Linked DNA regions of Homo sapiens: region 1 is linked to region 2. The links are chromatin loops, found by intact Hi-C in ENCODE. Cell type or tissue: endothelial cell of umbilical vein. All regions are shown on one strand. Links, peaks and the distances in the headings refer to the core of each region. The heading gives the core; the rest is flanking DNA.

What was found. A loop is a pair of places that touch in the nucleus more often than their neighbours do. Peaks named below come from ENCODE experiments on the same cell type or tissue, not always from the same donor. Only the 100,000 strongest peaks of a DNase experiment are listed, where the experiment ranks them.
Region 1: it touches region 2 in a loop (8-fold over the local background); 17 of 110 quality-filtered maps call a loop at or near these places.

What each region holds. Positions count from the first base shown.
Region 1 is chr3:108,547,846-108,557,978 of GRCh38, forward strand. It overlaps CIP2A (cellular inhibitor of PP2A), which reads right to left. Exons shown (of 21, transcript NM_020890.3): 17 at 9,373-9,569; 18 at 6,531-6,644; 19 at 5,803-5,885; 20 at 4,389-4,528; 21 at 2,019-3,474. The coding sequence ends at 3,304. It also overlaps a transcript of MYH15 not described here. Among named protein-coding and RNA genes, the nearest start is that of CIP2A, 37 kb to the right of the region's middle. In endothelial cell of umbilical vein, for the core only: a CTCF peak has its summit at 4,924 (motif pointing left); a DNase peak (open chromatin) is centred at 4,906; H3K27ac peaks cover 397 bases.
Region 2 is chr3:107,229,515-107,240,535 of GRCh38, forward strand. LINC00882 (long intergenic non-protein coding RNA 882) reads right to left here. Exons shown (of 4, transcript NR_028303.1): 1 at 10,929-11,021. LOC124909404 (a long non-coding RNA gene) reads left to right here. Exons shown (of 2, transcript XR_007095994.1): 2 at 1,354-1,984. Among named protein-coding and RNA genes, the nearest start is that of LINC00882, 5.6 kb to the right of the region's middle. RefSeq lists a silencer at 6,420-6,469. In endothelial cell of umbilical vein, for the core only: a CTCF peak has its summit at 6,517 (motif pointing right); a DNase peak (open chromatin) is centred at 6,557; H3K4me3 peaks cover 416 bases.

The DNA of each region.
Region 1 (10,133 bases), core at 1,876-9,875, 1.3 Mb after region 2:
ATGCAAGTTGGAAGAGAAACAGCCTATATGCAGTATCTGCCCACAAATTACTTATTATTTCCAAAAGGAAAAACAGGAGTGTTACACTGAAGAAACTACTTTGTATTGGTGCATGCAAAGAGGTGAACATACTGATGTTGACAGCCAGAGTCTTTCCATGTAATTGCTTAAAGCAAAAATTATCACATGGTTTTGAAGGTTAGCTACATAAGCAGAGGTAATGCACATGTCAACTATAGCATGAAGGATGAGAAGAGGACAGATGGACCTATATAGTTGCAAGGTTTCTACATTTTAAGTTAAGTGGTACAATATTAACTCTAAGTGGATTGTTAAAGGACTTATTTTGTCAAAATTGATAAAAAAGCAAGACCCAATTCTATTTGTTTACAAGTCATGAATTTTACATATAAACATAACAGGTTAAAAGTAAACTGATAGAAAAAGATATATCAGGCCAACAGAAAACATAATAAGGACTAAGTGGCTATGTTATTATCAAATAAAATAGACCTCAAGATAAAGATTACCAAACATAAAAAGACATTTCTTAATAAGTAAATGTAACATCTAATAGCAAAGTTTTGACTAGTTTTGTTACTAAAGTTTGAATGGAACACAGCCATGACTAATCATTTATGTATTGTCTATGGCTGCTTCTGTGCTGCAATAGCAGGGTTGAGTTGTTGTGACAGAAACTATGTTCCAGAAAGCCTAAAATATTTACTATCTGCCCCTTTACAGAAAATGTTTGCTAAATCTTGCAAAGGATTAAGTCACAAACAGGACACATGGCTGGTACGATGGTATATATGCCAAAAGCAAAGTTGTAAATATAGTTCATAACTATTTGAAGGCAGGAAAAGAATCAAATTACAGTAAGACTTTGAGTTTTAGGAAATATAACTTGATAAGTACCTGTAACATATGAATGAATGACCAAAGGTAGAAGTAGAAATTCAAACATATTTTCATTTAACTGACAGTGCTAACTCATGACAGAATCTCTTTTTATTCTTAAGTAACTAGTCCTTATAATATATAAGTAAATAGACCCAAATGGACACTGACCTGATAATTTCCTAAGACACAGCATACAGTTTCATTCTTTTTTTCCTGACATTAAATTAATGAACAATTTAATATAAACTTTAACCAACCAAATTTTATGAGATGTGTCTATTTGTTCAAGTGGCAAGTGTAAATAGTAACGGAACTGTGTTAATGTATACTTTGGAGACAAACTCTCCCCAGCAAAATTTTAAGAGGATGCGAGTAATCCTAATATAATGATGCACTTCCTAAGTTTTGTTTTTTCCATTAGGAAATGGACATGCATACACACATACAAAACCCTGACTATGGTGGTGGTTCAAATTTGATTAAATTTTTTTTTTTAGAAAAAAAATATTTACACACACTTTTGCTTTTTTAATATGAGGTACACAGTCCAACAAGAAAAAAAAAGTAACTGATATAGTAAAGGCACTCAGAAAAACAACAGAAACAATATGAAAGGTGTTACAAGAGACAGAAAGAGATGAAGGATGATGATTAGTACTCACCTTCTTCAAAGCTGCAGTACGGACTTTCTTCTTTAGGGAGAGAAGATTAGAAATAAACAGGTTAAAATTACATTAAGAAAGGGCTACTACATATATATAATGGGGTAATTATTTATATAGATCTTTAAGAAAAGGCAAATTGAGTTCTTTAAACACATACTTGTGAGAATGGGACAGATCTGCATTATCTAACAGGATGGTTATCAAAATTAAATTTAATAAAATCAAAAATTTAGTTTTTTCAGTTGCAAAGGCCAAATTTCAAGTGCTCAATGGCCACTTTTAGCCACTGGCTATGGGACTGGACATCATAGAACACTGTCATTATCACAGAAAATTGTATAGGGTAGCACTAGGCTAGGCTGTCTCAAGATGTCTAAATTGGAAAGATAAATTGATTTTCCCTAGAATTTTTGGTTCATTCATTCATTTCTTTCTTTAACGTTTTGTCTCTTTTATTTTATAGACCCTTTTATTCTTCAGTCTTATCTATCCACTTAAACTTTTTCATATTTGGTTGAAAATGCATGCAATTTCAAAAGAGAAACAGAATGTATCTCCTCTATAGAACAAATAGTAATTTAAAATGTTTTACTCTGCATAATATTTTTTAAAAAATTTCCAGAACTGTACAAATCTAAATTCACTTAAATCAAACAGACATATGGTGAAGAAAACACCAAGTAAAATTAATGACTGTATTGGTATAGCAATAAAATCAATCAAAATATTGATGTAAAAACGTTTCTTACAGAGTAGTTAGAGGATATGATTCAAATGAAAAGTACAGAAGGACCCTTGTATTTTAAAAAAAATAAAGATATTTAACCTATGCTTTAAAATTAAATGAACCAATTAAAAACTATTAGGACAACAAATTAAATACAATTCATATCAGAATTAACAGTAAATAATATTTTTCTGAATATGCAGCAAGAGTAGAATCCAAATTATCCTTATGTAAATCATAAGAAACTTATAATTAATTATAGATGATCTGGACCACTATGCAACATTTGAAAAAAGAGAAAAAAACACTAAATATACCTTACAAATAATTCTACAAGTTCTTAGATTTTTTATGAGACAGCTATTGTGTTAAATGTAATCATTTAAATGTAATAGTTTAACACAATGACAGTTTTCTAATTTTTATACATTTTATTACCATTGCATTTTTTTCAAATTTAGAAATTATGCTACAGCAGTATAAAAATTATTTTAAATTCACTAATATTTTCTTTTGTGCTTCTTCAGAGACAAACTTCTCTAGCAGTAAAATCATACCTTCTCTCTTTTTACTTTACTTTTTACTTTTACTCTCTCTATATTTTTATTTTGTAATCTTTAGGACTGTTATACCAAGAAAGTTTGGTCTTAAGATCTAAATAATCACAAATGAGAATAAATAAGACAGGCAAAACAGAATAGAAAGCAACTAAGAAAAAGGAAAGAACCTTAGAAAAATGATAATGGAGGTTAAAAATGATTTTCTAATGTAAGAACCAAAGAAAACCTTAAGCCATAAAAGCCAGAAACAAAAAGTAAAACTTAGAAAATTAAATTTCTATTCAAACTATCAAATAAAAAACATGCAACAGATCAGGGTCTTTACTAAATTAGATAATAACTTCTTATTGTTACGAAGTCACAAATTAACTCCCCTACCCACCCCCCCTCCAATAGATAAATACATCAAAAATATCATGAGATTACAAATTCCAAAATGCCATAATGTCTATATACTGAGATTCACAGTTTCTGGATTTATTTTTCCACCACTTAAACTGTGGATCATTGCTATCATGTGGGAGTGTTTGTTCAATTCCTCTTGCTGAAGTTTCACCAAGGACTCTTTCTCTTCCAAACGACCTTCTAATTGTGCCTTTTGAACCTCTAGGGAGGAAGCCTAAGGAATTGGGGTTGGGGGAGGAGGAAGAATTGAGAAGAAAAATAACTTTAATGTTTTCTCTATACATATATTTTAAGATGCTTTTATTTTTTATTGTACAACAACCATTTCAAGACATACTATAAATATTATACTTCAGTTAATTCAATTACATGGTAAGTTTAAAATGAATAATCATTAAACAATATAATACAAATTGAGAATACACTTTCAACTTGTCTTAAGTTAATGCCAGCAGCTGAAATTTTGCAGAAAATACTACACACTACATATTAAAATTACTAATAAGATAATCACATTAAAGCAGAACCAGAAAAACTGTAAATGTGGTACTAAATTTTATGCCTCTTCTGTTACTCAGTAGTAGTAGTAGATCAGTCTTTAATCCTAGTCTGTTCTCATCTTCCTGGTAGTAAACGGGCCAGAAAGTACAATTCATAGCTACCACTCAAGCTATGCAACCATGGTAATATAGAAAGAACCCCGGACTCAGATTCAGAATATATACCTATTGATTCACTTATTAGCTGTGTGACTTTAGTAAGTAACCTCAGACTCAGTTTCTTCAGTTGTAAGTTGAAAATATTTATTAACACATTATATAATATTTGTTAAAGTGAAAATTATACAGCTACCTATATATGACATCAAGTACTGGTAACCCCTTTCTGTATTCTTTGCACACTTGAAAATACCAGGTGCTGACACAAAGTATCTGTTTAATAACTGCTTAACTATTTTAGAAAATACATTATGAAAACCTCATAACAAATGATACTCAAGCTGCTTTGAGATCCTAATATCTTCTAAAAAATTTGCTGAAGAAACAGTACATTCCTTTATCCATATTCACCCTTTTCACAACAGACTTTTTTATTTTACTGCAAATGAGAAATGGAACAGATTCTTACCTTAATGCTCAACTCTTTTCTTATCTGTTCTGTTCTGCTTAATTCTTTTCTAAGGATATCAATGGTTTCTTCCTTATCTTCCCTTTCCTTTTGTAAGGTTTTAATCTTTTCTTCTTGTACTTTTGTTTTTTGATGCAAATCTTAAAAGAAAAAAAAGTCAAGTATTATACTCAGAGGTCTTACACTGACTACTCTGAAATGGTCTAGTAGCTACTGTAAGAGCAAAAGAGAAATAACTAGAACAAGGAAGAGAAACTTCTCTTATGACAGTATTCTATAGAAAATACCAAATCTCCATGTCTTTCTTCCATCCTCTGTTCTAAATATAATATGCTATATAGGTAAAGGACAATTCTCAAAAGTGTAAGGGTTAGAAAAGGGAGAGCTACAACTATGAAAAATTATATAGGTAGGTGCCTGCGCTCTAAGGCAAGTGAGAACAAAAATGTTTTTCAGGATCATTTCAAATATACCATTAAGAAGCTAGTAACTAAAAGTTACCTAATACTGCCACCTGCTGTTACGTTCCTTCAACATTTTTTTATTTTGAAAAGGGCAATCCATAATCCTATGTGATTTAACGAAGGAACAGAAAACCAAATACTCCAAGTTTTCACTTCTAAGTGGGAACTAAACATTGAGTACACACAGACTTAAAGATGGAACCAATAGACACTGCAGACTAGAGTTGGCAGGAGGTTGAAAATTACCTATTGCTACCTATTTGGTACTATGCTTACTACCTGGGTGATGAGATCCATACCCCAAACATCCGTGTCATGCAATATACCCAGTGTAACAGACCTGCACACATGCCCCCTGATTCTAAAAGTTGAAATAATAAAAAAATTAAATTAAATTAAATGGTCAATCATCTCTTTCCTTTTGTTTTTTTTTTTTTTTTTTTTTTTTTTGAGACAGTCTTGCTTTGTCACCCAGGTTGGAGTGCAGTGGCGTGAACATAGCTCACTGCAGCCTTGACATCCAGGTTCAAGAGATTCTCCCACTGTAGCTTCCTGAGTAGCTGGAACTACAGGTGCACACTAACACACCTGGCTAAATTTTTGTATTTTTTGTAGAGATGGGGTTTCACCATGTTGCTCAGGCTGGTCTCAAACTCCTGAGCTCAAGCAATCTACCCATCTCCAACTCCCAAAGTGCTGGGATTACAGGAGTGAGCCACTGTGCCTGGCCAATTTCTTATAGCTCCTAAATTTAAAAAACGTACCACTTTTTCAACTTGATTAAACCGAACTGCTTTTGTGAAACATTATGTCAAGAAAAGGGAAGCCATTCCAAATATGATTTAAAGTTTAAAACAATAAGTAGAAAATAAAAAAGCAAACAAAACCACTCATGCTTCCAAAATAAATACATTAAAAATAGAAAATGTATTAAATAAGAAGCCACTTACTTGCTAGCTTATGTTCTCTGTCTACTAGCTGATTCTGTACTTCTTTTCTCTGTTCTTCTTTCTCTATTAATTGGGCAATACTTCTGAAGTTATTAAAAAAAATAGAAGAAAACATTAATGAACCATATACCATTTGTAACTTTTTCTCCCTACCAAGCACTTTGGGAGGCCAAGGCGGGCAGATCACAAGGTCAGGAGATCGAGACCATCCTGGCTAACATGGTGAAACCCCGTCTCTACTAAAAATATAAAAAAAAAAAAAAAAAAAAAAAGGTCTCGTTCTGTCACCCAGGCTGGAGTGCAGTGGCATGATCTTGTGCTCACTGCAACCTCTGCCTCCCGGGCTCAAGTGATTCTCCTGCCTCAGCCTTCTGGGTAGCGGAGATTACAGGCACCCGCCACAACACCCAGCTAATTTTTGTATTTTCAGTATTTACAGAGTTTCGCCATGTTGGCCACGCTGGTCTCAAACTCCTGACCTCATGCGCTCCACCCACCTCAGCCTCCCAAAGTGCTGGGATTATAGGCGTGAGCTACCATGCCCAGCCTTTAAAACAAAATTTCTAAGAACAGCAATTGCCTGTAACTTCCACCAAATACATATCTTATATCTAAAATAAGTGACAATTCTATTAATTTTATCAATAAAAAACAATGTTCTATATAAAGGGAATCATTTTGTTTTTGAAAAATCCCACATATTCAGAATATAGAACTAGAGATTTTACTTTTCATTTTGTTCCTTGAGTGACTCATTCAACTTTTTCACTGTCTCAATTTGTTTATTCAGAGAATCACATGTGATCTGTAAATCTTTATTCTTCTTTTCAGTACTTTCATTTCTGAAAAGACAAGAAAATGAGTTGGCATCATTATGGAGGAAAACATATGAAGGAGAAAAGAAGCTCACAGTGTTTTCTTTACTATCTCTTCTAACCAAATTGCATATGCTGGAAGAGAAGGAATGTTATGAACAAGCAGGACATAAACAGAATTTCATCTACTCTAAAAGGCAGTAAATACATGTTTTGGTTGACTGATGTGGTAAAAATTACTATGAAATAGAAATGTGTGGGGCATTAATCTCATATTTATGGATATAAAGCCTTATTTTACAGATGATATTGCATTACATAATTTGCTATAAATAAGTTTAGGGTTCTACATTTGTCTCTTTAAAACTCTGCATCTAATAGTCCTAAGTATTTTACCTGCAAGGTAAACACAGAAAAAAATCCTTTCTAAAGTAATACTTTGATACTCAACTACCATAAGCATAAAATGTCTTTTTTATTTCACTAAGCACAAAGATTTTTAAAAAGCAACCCAAAAACCAAACCAAAACAAACAAAAAAAACCAGTAGCCAAACTTGGCCAGCAGTTTTTGTATCTAATCCATACAGGAATTTTAACAATCTGAGTTTGAGTGCCTTTAGACAGTCCTGACCATTACAAATGACCTTTTCCCCAGCCAGCTTCATTTACATGTTATCCACTTGTCCATTCAAGGAATTTCACCTTCTAGCCCCTAAATCACTAGCTGGAACATAAGCAGGTCTTAGAAACCACGTATTTTTCTTGGACGCTGCCTATCTCTTAGGTTCTCTATGTGAGACAAAGCAGGTATCCCCTTTTTAGGAGGTCTGAGGACCTCAAGCTGGAAAATAAAGGAAAATCCTGAGTTCACTCAAGGGAAATTCCAGGGACCTAGATAGCCCTAGAAGTAAATAAGTAACTTGTTAAACAGGAAGGTAATAGTAGCCTAAATCAAAGTTAACAAACTTAAGAGTACCAGTGATACTTGATTCTTTATAGAACTTAAAGAAAACAACTTAACACATGTCCCTGAGTTGTATTTCAGAGACCCGGACCCTCATTGAGGAAGCCCACTGACCAGATCCATTGACAAGTAGAGCTCAGGTAAGGAGAAAATGAAGGCTGAATTTTAACCACTGTTCTTTGTTCTAAGTTTCTTTCTCAGGGTCTTGAACAAAGTCACTCTCCCTAGCTAGTTAACATTTTTCTACTGACCCCAAATGTTTAAACAAAGCTGCTCTTCCTTAACCAACTGCAAATCGAAAAATCTTTGGGTCTACCCATGACCTGTAAGCCCCTGCTTCACAATATCCTGTCCTTTAAACTTAAACCAATGTATAACCTTTAACTATTTATTTATGATTTTTGTCTGTAACTTCCACTTTCCTGAAATTTACTCGCCTTTAAAAATCCTTGCTTGCAAGCTATTGGGGAGGTCAGTATTTGAGCATTTGGCTGCCTGCTCCTCCTTACTTGGCACCCTGCAGTAAAAGCCTTTTTTTCTATCACTGCAAACCTTGGTGCAGATACCTGGTTTTACTGTATTGAGCAAATGGAACCCATTTCAGTTCTATAACGTATTTTCTTCACTGCTGACGTTCTCAACTTGGCTTATCACTAATACTACACTTTATCAGTGGTGCCTCAAACAATCAGACTTTGTAAAAAGTTGCTGGGGTAAATATCCTGTTAAAAAATCACTTTGTCATCATTTTCTAGATACTATTCATTTCTCACCCTTCATTATTATTGATGGGAAATAAGCATATGTACCATGCCAAGCTAAAAATTTCTATATCTCTGTATTAACAACATAGAACAATCTTAAAATATAAAGCAATAAACAAGTTCCCCCAGAGTGTATTTACTTTTATGGGTTGGTAGAAAATACATAATTGTTCCTGGTCTTCCCTGTAATTCAGAAGTTTTACAACTGGCCTAAAAAGATAAAAGAGTTTATAAGGGAGGAAAAACCAATCAAACTTTGCTAGTAGGCACACAAATTGGTACAGGTTGAGCAACACTAATTTGAAAATCCAAAATCAGTCTAAAATCAAAAGTGCTCCAAAATATTAAACTTTTTGAGTGCTACCATTGTGTTCAAAAAGGACACTCAATCTGTATCACATTTTGGAGGAAAATTTAGAAATATCTATCAAAATATTAAATATACATACCCTTTAACTTAGCAATTCACCTATGTGAACTTATTCTACAGATGTAATCACACATGGAAGTAAACTATAATCAAGGATATTAAGAGATGAGTTAAACACTTACACCTAAATTTCCATTCTATTAGGCAGAATGATATGAAATTGCCAATATTCAACTACTTTTGATCTGCAGAAATGACCATTCAACCTAATACTAATTTGACAACTAAGTTTATTTAAAAATTATTAATGAAGTGCCTAACTATGCAGCAAGCACTCCTACAGGCCCTAGGGATCTGTCAGTGATCAAAACAGACAAACTTGTCCTTGTGGAGCTTATCTCCCAAATGACTGCTGACTGTTATGAATACATAAAAGAAGTCAACTGGAAAGACCTGTATTTTGTTTCCAACATTGATACTGAGTTTGAGGAAGCAACACTTCATTTCACAATGACTTAAGTTTCTTGCTAATTACTTACCTCATGTGTTATCAGAATATATGAAATGCTTACAAAAGGATTTTCGGGTCTCAGAAAAGAAATGCTGCATGTTCATTCTAGGTTCTAACCTTACACAGAAGATTTTACTTTATTTACCTCTGAAGAAGTTCCATGTAGGATTTTGTCAGTATTTCATGTTCTTCAGCCACAGACTCTAACTTCCTATTATGTTGAAAGAGATGCTCAATATCACTCTGCGCTCTTTCTGATTCAACTTGCTGCGCCTTCAGCAACACACTAAGCTCTTCATTTTTTCTCTCAACTTCTCTCAACATACTAGCAAGTGTCCGTGCCTCAAAAAAAAAAAGAAGATAGACTTTACCACTATCATCTATATCATATGCTCAACACATACCTACAATTTAAAAGTTTACTAAGTATCTAATAAGCTGGTATCTGTTGGGTCATGCAAAGCTGTATTAGTCACATATACTTAGGACTTTACTTCTAATAAGTTGGATACTGTTATATTTTTTTAACTTAATACATTATCTGATAAAAACAATCTCACTATGATCAAATTAATGGAAATGGATACAACTGCAGCAACATGAAGGTCGCGCTACATACAGTATTCAATTAAAAAGGTATGGTCCTCAGAGGTAGCCATTAACACTAAACTGCTAAGTGTGCACACCATCAGCATTCTCATTTCAGGTGAGAATTAAGAACAAAATCTTAACGACATCACAGATGCTTAATCAAACACTTAAAATTAAGCTAGTATAATCAAAGAATGTAACCTATACCATAACCTGCATGTATTTATTATGTGATATGAAACACTAAAAAAGCAGAAAAGTCGCTAGAATAAAAAGTTGGTTCCCCCCAGCCCTTTGGATTTTATTTTACAATGC
Region 2 (11,021 bases), core at 1,580-9,579:
ATACATGGAAAGCAATTAATACTGGATGGCTACGAAGGTTTCTCAAGAGAACCCCTCATCAGCCTCTCCAGGCAAGAACTGCTTCTCCAAAGCCTGATTTTACCTACTAGGAAATTGAAAAATATTCTTAAGAATAGTATAAAACAGTTGTTCTCATAAATATCACCCAAATAACTCAATCTAAACCTTAAGGTCTAATTATTACAAAAATGACTTGAATCAGATTTCACTCTGATGTGAAACTGCTTCAGCTCAGTATTCAGTCAAATTATGGAAGATATTAAGATAAGAGGGGTTCTGCCTTTTCCTAGAGATGATATGCCAGAGTGTGAAATGGCCTTAACACCCATTGAGAATAAAAATGCCCTTAGATAGAGCAATGCATGTGTACATGATGCTTTACTCATCCAAGCCACTCTTTTTGGGTTTCTATTGTGTTGTAGGTTTTGTGTTAGGTGCTGAGGACACAGTAACAATCAGATCGATCCAGACCACACTGTGCTCTCATTCCAGCTGACAAAATTGTCAAAAAAGAAAAATGCAATAAGTGCTACAACAGAGATCTAGACAAAGTGTAGCAGGGCCACTTGGTGGGACCCTGCTTTGTCCCACACACAGAATTTCTTGGAATTTAGGTAAATAGAGCTCATGATAATGTAAGTAAGCTTTAAAATTAACTTAAAAACCTATCCCAGGCCTGGTGCAGTGGCTCATGCCTATAATCCCAGCACTTTGGGAGGCTGAGGCCGGCGGATCACCTGAGGTCAGGAGTTCGAGGCCAGCCTGACCAAATCCGTCAGCCTGACGGAGAAACCCCATCTCTACTAAAAATACAAAATTAGCCAGGCATGGTGGCACATGCCTGTAATCCCAGCTACTCGGGAGGCTGAGGCAGAAGAATCGCTTGAATCCAGGAGGCGGAGGTTGCAGTGAGCCAAGATCGCACCACTGCACTCCAGCCTGGGCAACAAGAGCAAAATTCTGTCTCAAAAACAAAACAAAACAAAACAAAAAAACAATCCCTACCATCATACCATCATATTTGGCTCATCAATTATTATATCTAATATATAATAGATGTAAAATGAATAAATAAATGAACTTTCCAGCTTACAAATTAGACTTGGGCTATAAGCAAGCATCTACATCAATTATAAAAGAAGTGTTCATGAATACAAAATATTTTTAAATACCCAAAAGCCTAAGGCAATTTGAATTGAGGAGAGATGCAATTTAAATACAAACCTCATACTGACCAACTTAAAAGATACATAAATTATTTGTGTTGTCTATTTGGGCTACTTAATCATGTATTTTCAGCATCTCAGTAACACAGTTTTTTTTTTTTTTCAGTCACGTGGACCTTCTTTTTTCTTCTAAATCTCAACCATATTATCTATATGGCTGTGCAAGGAAGATCAATAAGGAGGAGCTCTAACAATTTCCATTGGTTTTCTGCAATCCAAACCGAGATGATCCAGGCTTAAACAAGACGTAGGGAGTCTAGGGGTAGAGAAAGGCTGATTCTTTGCTGTATCTTACAGGAGGTCTACGCTTATGAATTCCAGCTTTTCAGGTGGATAATTTGACATGAAGGTTTGTTCTTTGAACATTTTTAATCATTCTATCCTGCCTCCCAAGGCTCCCAAGAGACATTTTACTGAAATAGAAGTAAAATGCTAAATACTTTACTCACCTTTTCCTCTAATTCTGTGTTTTGACCTTTTTTAAGTTTTCATCTCACATGCTATTATAAATAACCTGAGGACAGGAACATAGTCTGTGCAGTTCTCTCTAATCAGCATCTATTCCAGCACCCTATGCAATGAAACACTCACAAAATATTTCCTAGTGATTAGACAATAGTTTACTGTCTAATTGAAATGAAACTCAAAAGTTGGGACCTTGTTTTAACATACTTTATGCAATGTCTGATGTGAAGGAAAATCACAAAATATGAGAATTAAAAGAAGCCTTGAAACTATTTTGTTATTATCAACAATTTATTTTTTTAACCCTGTGAACTTCCTCCATCCAAATTTCTACCACTACCACGTAACAGAAAATAGTTCCAAACTTTCTATGAAGAGTCCCTGGAACCATAGAAGGGGAAGAAAAGAGATCATATACACCACAATACATTTGCAGAGAAGATCCACTTCTCAGTAACTTAATGAAATTTTGGAACCACTTAGGGCTACAACTTTGTTAGATATTAGTATTCAATACAATTTAAGTAAAACAAATAAGAGCAGACAATTTGGGTTGCAAACAGTTCAGAAGGCAAAACCAAGTTTCAATTAACTGTAAATTTTGTACAGCGAAACACTAGTAAGTTAGTTCTTGATTCTAAAAAAAAGTAAGTTTAAATTTCTTTTTCTAAACTTATCGGCTCTCCGGGATTGATAAAAAATGCAAATTCCCACCCTATCTTTGGTAGGTGCGTGTACACAGATCTGACAAGAAACTACACAAAGGGAAATGTTAAAAGTTGATCCTTCTTAGCAACATAAGAAAACCATTAAAGAGAAATATTTCCGCAGATACTTACAAGGTGAAATTTTTGTGTTCTAGCTTTTTTCACTAATGAACTTTCTCATTGCCCCTAAGAGTCTGAATACAAACAAATATTTCTAGTTCTTCCTATAGGTCTACATAAATTCCCTCCAACTTCACTTTTCTCCTTTCCTGAAATCAAATGTACAACTGTTTTACATAGGAGCAGCATAATGCTAGGCAATTAGTAAGTGTGTTGGTGTTCATAACAGAGATTTATTGCAACTATATGCAAACATTGTACTATGGATTGAGCAAAATTACATAAACAGAATAGCCAGTATTCCTGATTTGAAATTTAAATATCAATACAAATAAAATGAAATAGTAAAGAGTAGAACGGAGAAATGGGAGGGGATGTGGATGGGATGCGGGGGAGGGGATAGGATAAACTGATAGAATAAAAGATAATGGGGAGATTATTTTCTTACTCTTGGCCCCACCTCACTCTTCCATGATTATCATGCTATGGTTCTACAGTTTTCTAAATTACTATAAAAGTCTTAAAGACATAGCCTGCCCTGTGTTTCTTCTCATCTTTAGCACTGCCCAAATGGAGAATATAACTTTGAGAAAATAAATATTAATAAGTGATATGGTTTGGCTATGCCCCCACTCAAATCTCATCTTGAATTCCCACGTGTTGTGGGAGGGACCCAGTGGGAAGTAACTGAATCATGGGGGCAAGTCTTTCCCATGCTGTTCTCTTGATAGTAAGTTTCATGAGATCTGATGGTTTTAAAAAGAGGAATTCCCCAGGCTTCCCCGGCCACATGGAACTAATCCAGTTAAACCCTTTTCTTTTGTAAATTGCCCAGTCTCAGGTATGTCTTTATCAGCAGCATGAAAAATGGACTAATACAGTAAATTGGTACCAGTAGAGTGGGGTGTGGCTGAAAAGACACCCAAAAATGTGAAAGCAACTTTGGAACTGGGTAATAGGTAGAGGTTAGAACAGTTTGGAGGGCTCATAGGAAGACAGGAAAATGTGGGACACTTTGGAACTTCCTAAAGACTTGTTGAATGGCTTTGACCAAAAGCCTGATAGCAACATAGATAATAAGGTCCAAGCTGAGGTGGTCTCAGATGGAGATGAGGGACTTGTTGGGAACTGGAGCAAAGGTAACTCTTGTTATGTTTTAGCAAAGAGACTGGCAGCATTTTGCTCCTGCCCTAGAGATTTGTGGAACTTTGAACTTGAGAGAGATGATTTAGGGTATCTGGCAGAAGAAATTTCTAAGCAGCAAAGCATTTAAGATGTGACTTCAGTGCTATTAAATGCATTCAGTTTATAAGGGAAGCAGAGCATAAAAAGTTTGGAAAATTTGCAGCTTGACAATGTGATAGAAAAGAAAAACCCATTTTCTGAGGAGAAATTCAAACTGGCTGCAGAAATTTGCATAAGTAACGAGGAGCTGAATGTTAATCCCCAAGACAATGGGAAAGGTGTCTCCAGGGCAAGTCAGAGGTCTTCATGGCAGTCCCTCCCATCACAGGCCAGAAGGCCTGGGAGAAAATGGTTACCTGGGCCAGGCCCAGGGTCCCCATTCTGTGTGCAGCCTAGGGACTTGGTGCCCTGAGTCCCAGGCACTCCAGCGGTGAGTAATAGGGGCCAAGGTACAGCTCAGGCTGTTTCTTCAGAGAGTGCAAGCCCCAAACCTGGGCAGCTTCCATGTGGTGTTGGGCCTGTGGGTGCTTACAAGTCAAGATTTGAGGTTTGGGAACCTCCACCTAGATTTCAGAAGATGTATGGAAATGTCTGGATGCCCAGGCAAAAGTTTGCTGCAGGGGTGGGGCCCTCATGGAGAACCTCTGCTAGGGCAGTGTGGAAGGGAAATGTGGGGTCAGAGCCCCCATACAGAGTCCCTACTGAGGCACAGCCTAGTGGAGCTGTGAGAAGAGGACCATCATCCTCCAGACCCCAGAATGGTGGATCCACCAACAGCTTGTGCCGTGTGCCTGGAAAAACCATAGACACTCAAGGCCAGTCCCTGAAAACAGCCAGGAGGAGTGCTGTACCCTGCAAAGCCACAGGGGCGGAGCTGCCCAAGACCATGGGAACCTACCTCTTGTGTGAGCATGACCTGGATGTGAGACATGGAGTGAAAAAAGATCATTTTGGAGCTTTAAGATTTGACTGCCCCGCTGGATTTCGGACTTGCATGGGGCCTGTAGCAACTTTCTTTTGGCCAATGTCTCCCATTTGGAATGGCTACCCAATGCCTGTACCCACATTGTATCCAGGAAGTAACTAACTTGCTTTTGATTTTACAGGCTCATAGGCAGAAGGGACTTGCCTTGTATCAGATGTGGACTTTTGAGTGAATGCTGAAATGAGTTAAGACTTTGGGGGACTGTTGAAAAGGCATGATTGATTTTGAAATGTGAGGACATGAGATTTGGGAGGAGCCAGGGGAGGAATGATATGGTTTGGCTGTGTCCCCACCCAAATCGCATCTTTAATTCTCACGTGTTGTGGGAGGGACCTGGTGGGAGGTAATTGAATCACGCGGGCAAGTCTTTCCCATGCTGTTCTCATGATATGAAAAAGTTTCATGAGATCTAATGGTTTTAAAAAGAGGAATTCCCGTGCACAAGCTCTCTCTCTTTGCTTGCTGCCATCCACGTAAGACATGACTTGCTCTTCCTTGCCTTCTGTCATGATTGTAAAGCTTCCCCTGCCACGTGGAAGTTTAAGTCCAATTAAACCTCTTTCTTTTGTAAATTGCCCAGTCTCAGGTATGTCTTTATTACTAGCATGAAAACAGACTAATACAATATGTCATACAAGAGAAATAGGAAATGATAGCACTAAAAGCAATGCTATGAACGTAACAGCCCCAAGCATTAAGGAATCAGGTTATTAATTGTTACCTGAAATAAACCATGTAAATGTTTTCTCAAAGTTTTATTTTTTAAAATCCATCATTGTGCCTTTGAAGTAGGAACTTTGGAAGTTTTAGAAGTGACACTCCTATAGTACTTATAGCAAAAACTACATCTTTCACGAGCAGTTTGGACTGGATTTCTACATCTATCATAACATGGATACATTTAATTTTCTAAATATCGAACGTTTCTTCTCCAGTCGTGTTCCTCATGGAGAAAGAGTCCCAGCAAAAAAACAAATGCTGAAGCAAGGCCCCAAGCTTCTAACTACTTTTGCTGAGTGACGGGGAACGCTAGCACCTTATTAGTTAATCCCAAGGGGAAGGTCTGCCATGCAGGAACTAGCAGCCCTCAGAGTCTAAAACGTGGAACATATAACATCCTACTCGCATGCTCACACATACGCATTTGCACATGGGCTGACTTACATCCAGGAGACAGCCCCTGAGCTCTTTACAAATTGCAGAGAAGCCCAGGAAATCAGCTCTAAAGATGATGTGCCTCTGCTCTGCTTCAGAGGCTCCAACTCATCCTAACTGCCCTGAGAGGTTTCCATGATCAAATCCAGGAGCAGGAGGCAGAAGAGCTGAGGCTCACAAATGGCCCATCCGGGCTTTTCCGTGGAGCCCGTTTCTGCCCGACCCCCCTGAGGAATGTAAACGATCTGTTCAGGACTGAACTGCTTTACCCTCGAGGATGTAAATTATTCATTACCCCCTCCTTCTTGCACATTTTGCCTTTCATTTGCTCCATCTACTCCCTGCTCTATCTTTACTAATTTATCTCTAAGCTACCTCAATTGCCTTCTGCTCTGCTCCCCTCAGAAACTTAAAAACGAAACCGGATTCATTAGCCAAATAACTGGATTAGAGTTCTCTTCAACATATCAGGCAGTAGAGAAAGTTGCTTTGTAATTTCTTTGATATTCAGCCTTTTAGAAAGCAATTCCTTAAATTACTCTGTTTAAATCTTTGAACTACTTAACTTTCTTTGATAGCACGCTAACATTGCACTAAAACCTGTGCAATGTTATGAAAACTTTAATTTCTGTAGTCAGTGCTTCCACATGAACAGCAGGGGGCAGTAGGATATCACGAATTGAAAAAATTGTCCTGGGCTCTGAGAAACACTGTTGAATTACTGCAGTGGGTCTGTGTACTCGTGATGATCTCAGCTCTCGGATGAAGTCTTTTGTTTTGTGTCCTATTTTACAATGCACCGTTCAGTTTTCTATATGAGTTGTGGCTTAGTCACAGTATTTCACTGTGACAGCTTAGCTTAAGAAAAAGAAAGGTGCAGGAGAAAAAAAAAAGGAGGAAAAGAGAAAGAGAACATGTAAATGCTTCCAAATAAAACACATCATGAAAAGGAAAAAGTAATCCTGTGTATACATATAAAGTTTGTCCCTTCTCTGTTCCTATCCTGGACACAGTTTTTCTAGATTACAGACTGAATTCATCCCTAGTCCTCCCCAACACACACACACACACGCACACATTTGCCATATAGTTTTCTGTCAAAACAGATTTCCTATAAAAAGAAAAACAAAAAATACAAAAAACTCTTTAAAAACTAATACTTGACTTTTTTAAAAAATTCAAAAAAATCTCTCATTTTCTGTCCTTTAATCAAGCTTCTGAGTATAGAATTTTAGTGTTTTCATGCTTTTTGAACATGTATTAGTCAAAATACCTTTCATTAATATGAATGTTGCAATAAAATTCTTCCTCTGTAAATGTACAGCTTCAGATAAATAGCCAAAAGCTATAGTTGTTATCTATATCTGATATGTTTGGAGGTAGGATATGAACTACAAACTGAAATATGAGAGACTTGAAGAACAGTCAAGGATTCCTGCAATCGTATGGGTTGGGAAAGGTGCTTTAGTAATCCAACCCCCAAAGTTAGCAAATACGAAGCTACTTTCATGCATAATTTGAGTTGTACCCAAAATATCATACCCGCAAGCCTAGTTTCCTCTCCTACCTAGGCTGGAATTCCCAGGGTTATTTATGTGTTCTCATAGAGTTATTAATTTATTACTGTGGTATGGCAGATGTATTATTTCAACATCTGGTACCAAAATTTCTCTTGAAGGAGGGACTCTCTGCTCCCTACTGACAGGGCCCTATCTGATCCTCTGGTCTTATCTCCTACTGTTCTCCTGCTTACCAACTTTGATCACACCAGCTCCCTTGCTGTTCCTTAGAGCACACTAGCTACTCTATGCCTCAGGGCCTTGGCCCTAGCTGTCCTCTGTCAGGAACAATCTTACCTCATTTATCCAAATGATTCATTCTTTTGCCTATTTCAAGTGTTTGTGCAAAAATCACTTCCTCCGTGAGGCCTTCCCTGATCACTATTTAAAATAGAATATTCTCCCCAGCATTTTTTATGCACCCTTTCTCCTTTATTTTCCTCAATAGCACGTATCACCATCAAATATGCTACATATTACACAGGTAAATATAATACAGGAGATAACTGAGACCAAACATATCAGCCAACAGAGGGCTCAACCTCAGTGTTAAAACAAAAAGAAAAACAGGTTGATTTCAAAGGAAAATCCAACTCTATGCTGTATATAAAAGACAAAGACCCACCTAAAACAAAACAATTCAGAAATGCTAACAATGAAAGGAAGGATGGGTAAAGTTCTACTGAGAAAATGCAAATTAAAAAAAGAAAGAATTGAGATTTTGCAATTCAATAAAATAAAATTCAGACCAAAAACCATTATTGAGACAAAGAACATCTTATAATCCTAAAGGCTACAATTCCCAGTGAAAATAAAAGATTTATGAAAAGGTATGCAGTGAATAACACAGCAGCTACTTTCATACAGTAGGAATTATAAGAGATTCAAAGAGAAATTGAAATACACTAATAATAGCAGACTATAGTACATTTCTCTTAATTAGACAAAAAAATACAAAAACACTTAGAAAATTGACTCTAATTTACAATACAGACATGTATGCCCCAGTAAATCACATAAAAATGATCTAAATATTCACCATAATATGATAAAACCAGAAATTTATAATCAAAACATAAGAAAGCCCCATTTTGAAATTTAAAATTTTCCTATTAAACATAGCTTGTCTCAAAGGGAAATATCAATTGCTAATGAGAATTTCTAGAAAAAAATGAAAACATGACATTAGAGTTGACAAGATGCAGCTAAAGAGTGTTCAGAACAAAACTGATAATTTAAATAAATAATGAAATTATGAATTAGATATTCCACTCAAAAAGAAAACGTTAGATATATTTAAGGTTCTTTTCCATTTTGGATTTTGGATTTAATTTTCTTTTTAATTGAGCAACCTAGATTTTTCTTTTTTTTTTTGAAGGAGTCTCCCTCTGTCACCCAGGCTGCAGTGCAGTGGCGCAATTGGCCAGTCTGCTCTTGAACTCCTGACCTTGAGTGATCCACCTGCCTCAGCCTCCCAAAGTGCTGGGATTACAGGCATGAGCCACTGCACCCAGCAAGCAACCTAGATTTTAAAACAACATGAGATAAATAAGCCTAATTGTATTTAACTACATCTAACATTTTTACTAATAGTTGTAATACTGGTAGATTTTGGAAACTATTATATATATTATGCAGAAAAGTAAATAATTCTGTTAATATCATTTAGGAGCCATGATTTTCAGCATAGGGGAAAAAAGATGCAATATAAAATCAAATAAGTAAAAACTCTATAACCTTCTATTAGAATTGGAATATCAACACAAATTTATTATTTATTTTCATCTTTCTTTGAAAAACTACATCTCTCCTAGATCTTGTGTTGAAAAGTCTGGGAAGTGATAAGCCATTTAACCATGAACATCTTTCAGTGCAGACTGTAGCATCCAAATACCTTTTTCACTGGAAGCAACAAGGACACCTTTGAGAAATGGCTGATTCTAGGTCTGAGGCAGTAAATGTACAATATGAGACTGGAACTCTTACAGTGTCAGAAAGCAAGTAAGCTATCAAGACATTCGAGCTTGTGTCAAATAAACAAAGGAGCCAAAAATGGCCAAAGACGGGCAATTTGAACTTCAAAATGGATAATCACTGCAATTATATAAAAGTGTAAAAAGAGATACAGATACAATCAACATGAAACTCCTAGAAGCAACAGGAGATTCAATATGGTAGCAAGATACAAAATTAGACATAGAAATCAGTACCTTCATTTATGTAAGAATCTAGCTGTTATAAGGAAAAGTGGAAGAGATAATCCCACTTACGATACCAACAAAAAAGAGAAATACTCTAAGAATAAACTTAACAAGTGAAAAACCTTTATGATGCTTCCTTGAAAGACACAAAGCTGAAACTTGAGCACGAGAAAAAATAAACCTTGCTTTTCAAAAGGAAAATGCAACATCATAAACTGAAAAGGTATGCAGAAGATTTTTTTTTTGAAAGTACTTTTATGGGGCTATATTCTATAGTTAACATGAAAAAATAACCCAGCATTAAAAAAACACTTAAGAAAACAGCAATGATGCAGTCTAGCCCTACCAGATACTGAAATATAGTCTCTAATAAAAACAGTATATTAGCCCATAAGTAGACAATAAGATCAATGCGGGGAAAAAAGAAAATATATCTTAGACCCAATTACAATGTGGAAATTTACGTATGTGATAAAAATATTGCAAATCGCTGGTCAGGGAGGTGCTTTATAAATTAAATGTTATGACAGCTAAAAAGTCATTTGAAAATAGATAAAATTGGATACATCACCTAGGTAGAATTCCTGCATATATGTTTGTGTGTACATATCTATTACTCGTGAATCTTATAATGAGGAACCAATCTGACATCTCCAAATTGAAGGATATTCTGGAAGACCACCGGGCTAGACTTTTCAAAAATGTCAATACCAGGAGAAACAAACAAAAAAGGCTAGGGAACTGCTCTATATTGAAGGAAGCGAAAGAGACTTGACAACTGCAATATGTGGTTCTTATTGATGCACTATGTGATTCTTGTTAAATCTCGGATTTACATTTTACAAACTACAGGGTAAAGAAGGACATTTTGGGACAATTGAGGAAATTCAAATATGAAATATAGATTATTGTAATATAACAATGTTACATTTCCTAAGTATGATGATGTGCATTGTGATCCTGTGGTCCTCAATTGAGGCAACTTTGTACCTCTCCTTTTTCCCCCAACCCTCACCACTACCCCTCCCCCCCTCAACCCCCCCAACCACACCGTTTGGGTTTGGCAGTGTCTGGAGGCATCGTTGGCTGTCACAACTGGGGGAGGGGGTTGCTACTGGCATCTAATGGGTAGAGGCCAAGGATGCTGCTAAATAGTGATTGTTTAGCACAGGACACCCCCACCCCACCCCGTCACCCCACCTTACGGGTACAGACAGCAAAAACTCATCCTGCCCAAAATGTCCATAGCGCGGGGTTGAGAAACCCTGATGTAGAAAAATCCCTTATTCTTAGGGGATACATACTGAGATATTAGGCTGAATCACATGACATTGTCTCTTGCGTAGGTCAAGTATCGGCAATATTTAAGGACGAAAGGTTATGACGTTCACAACAAA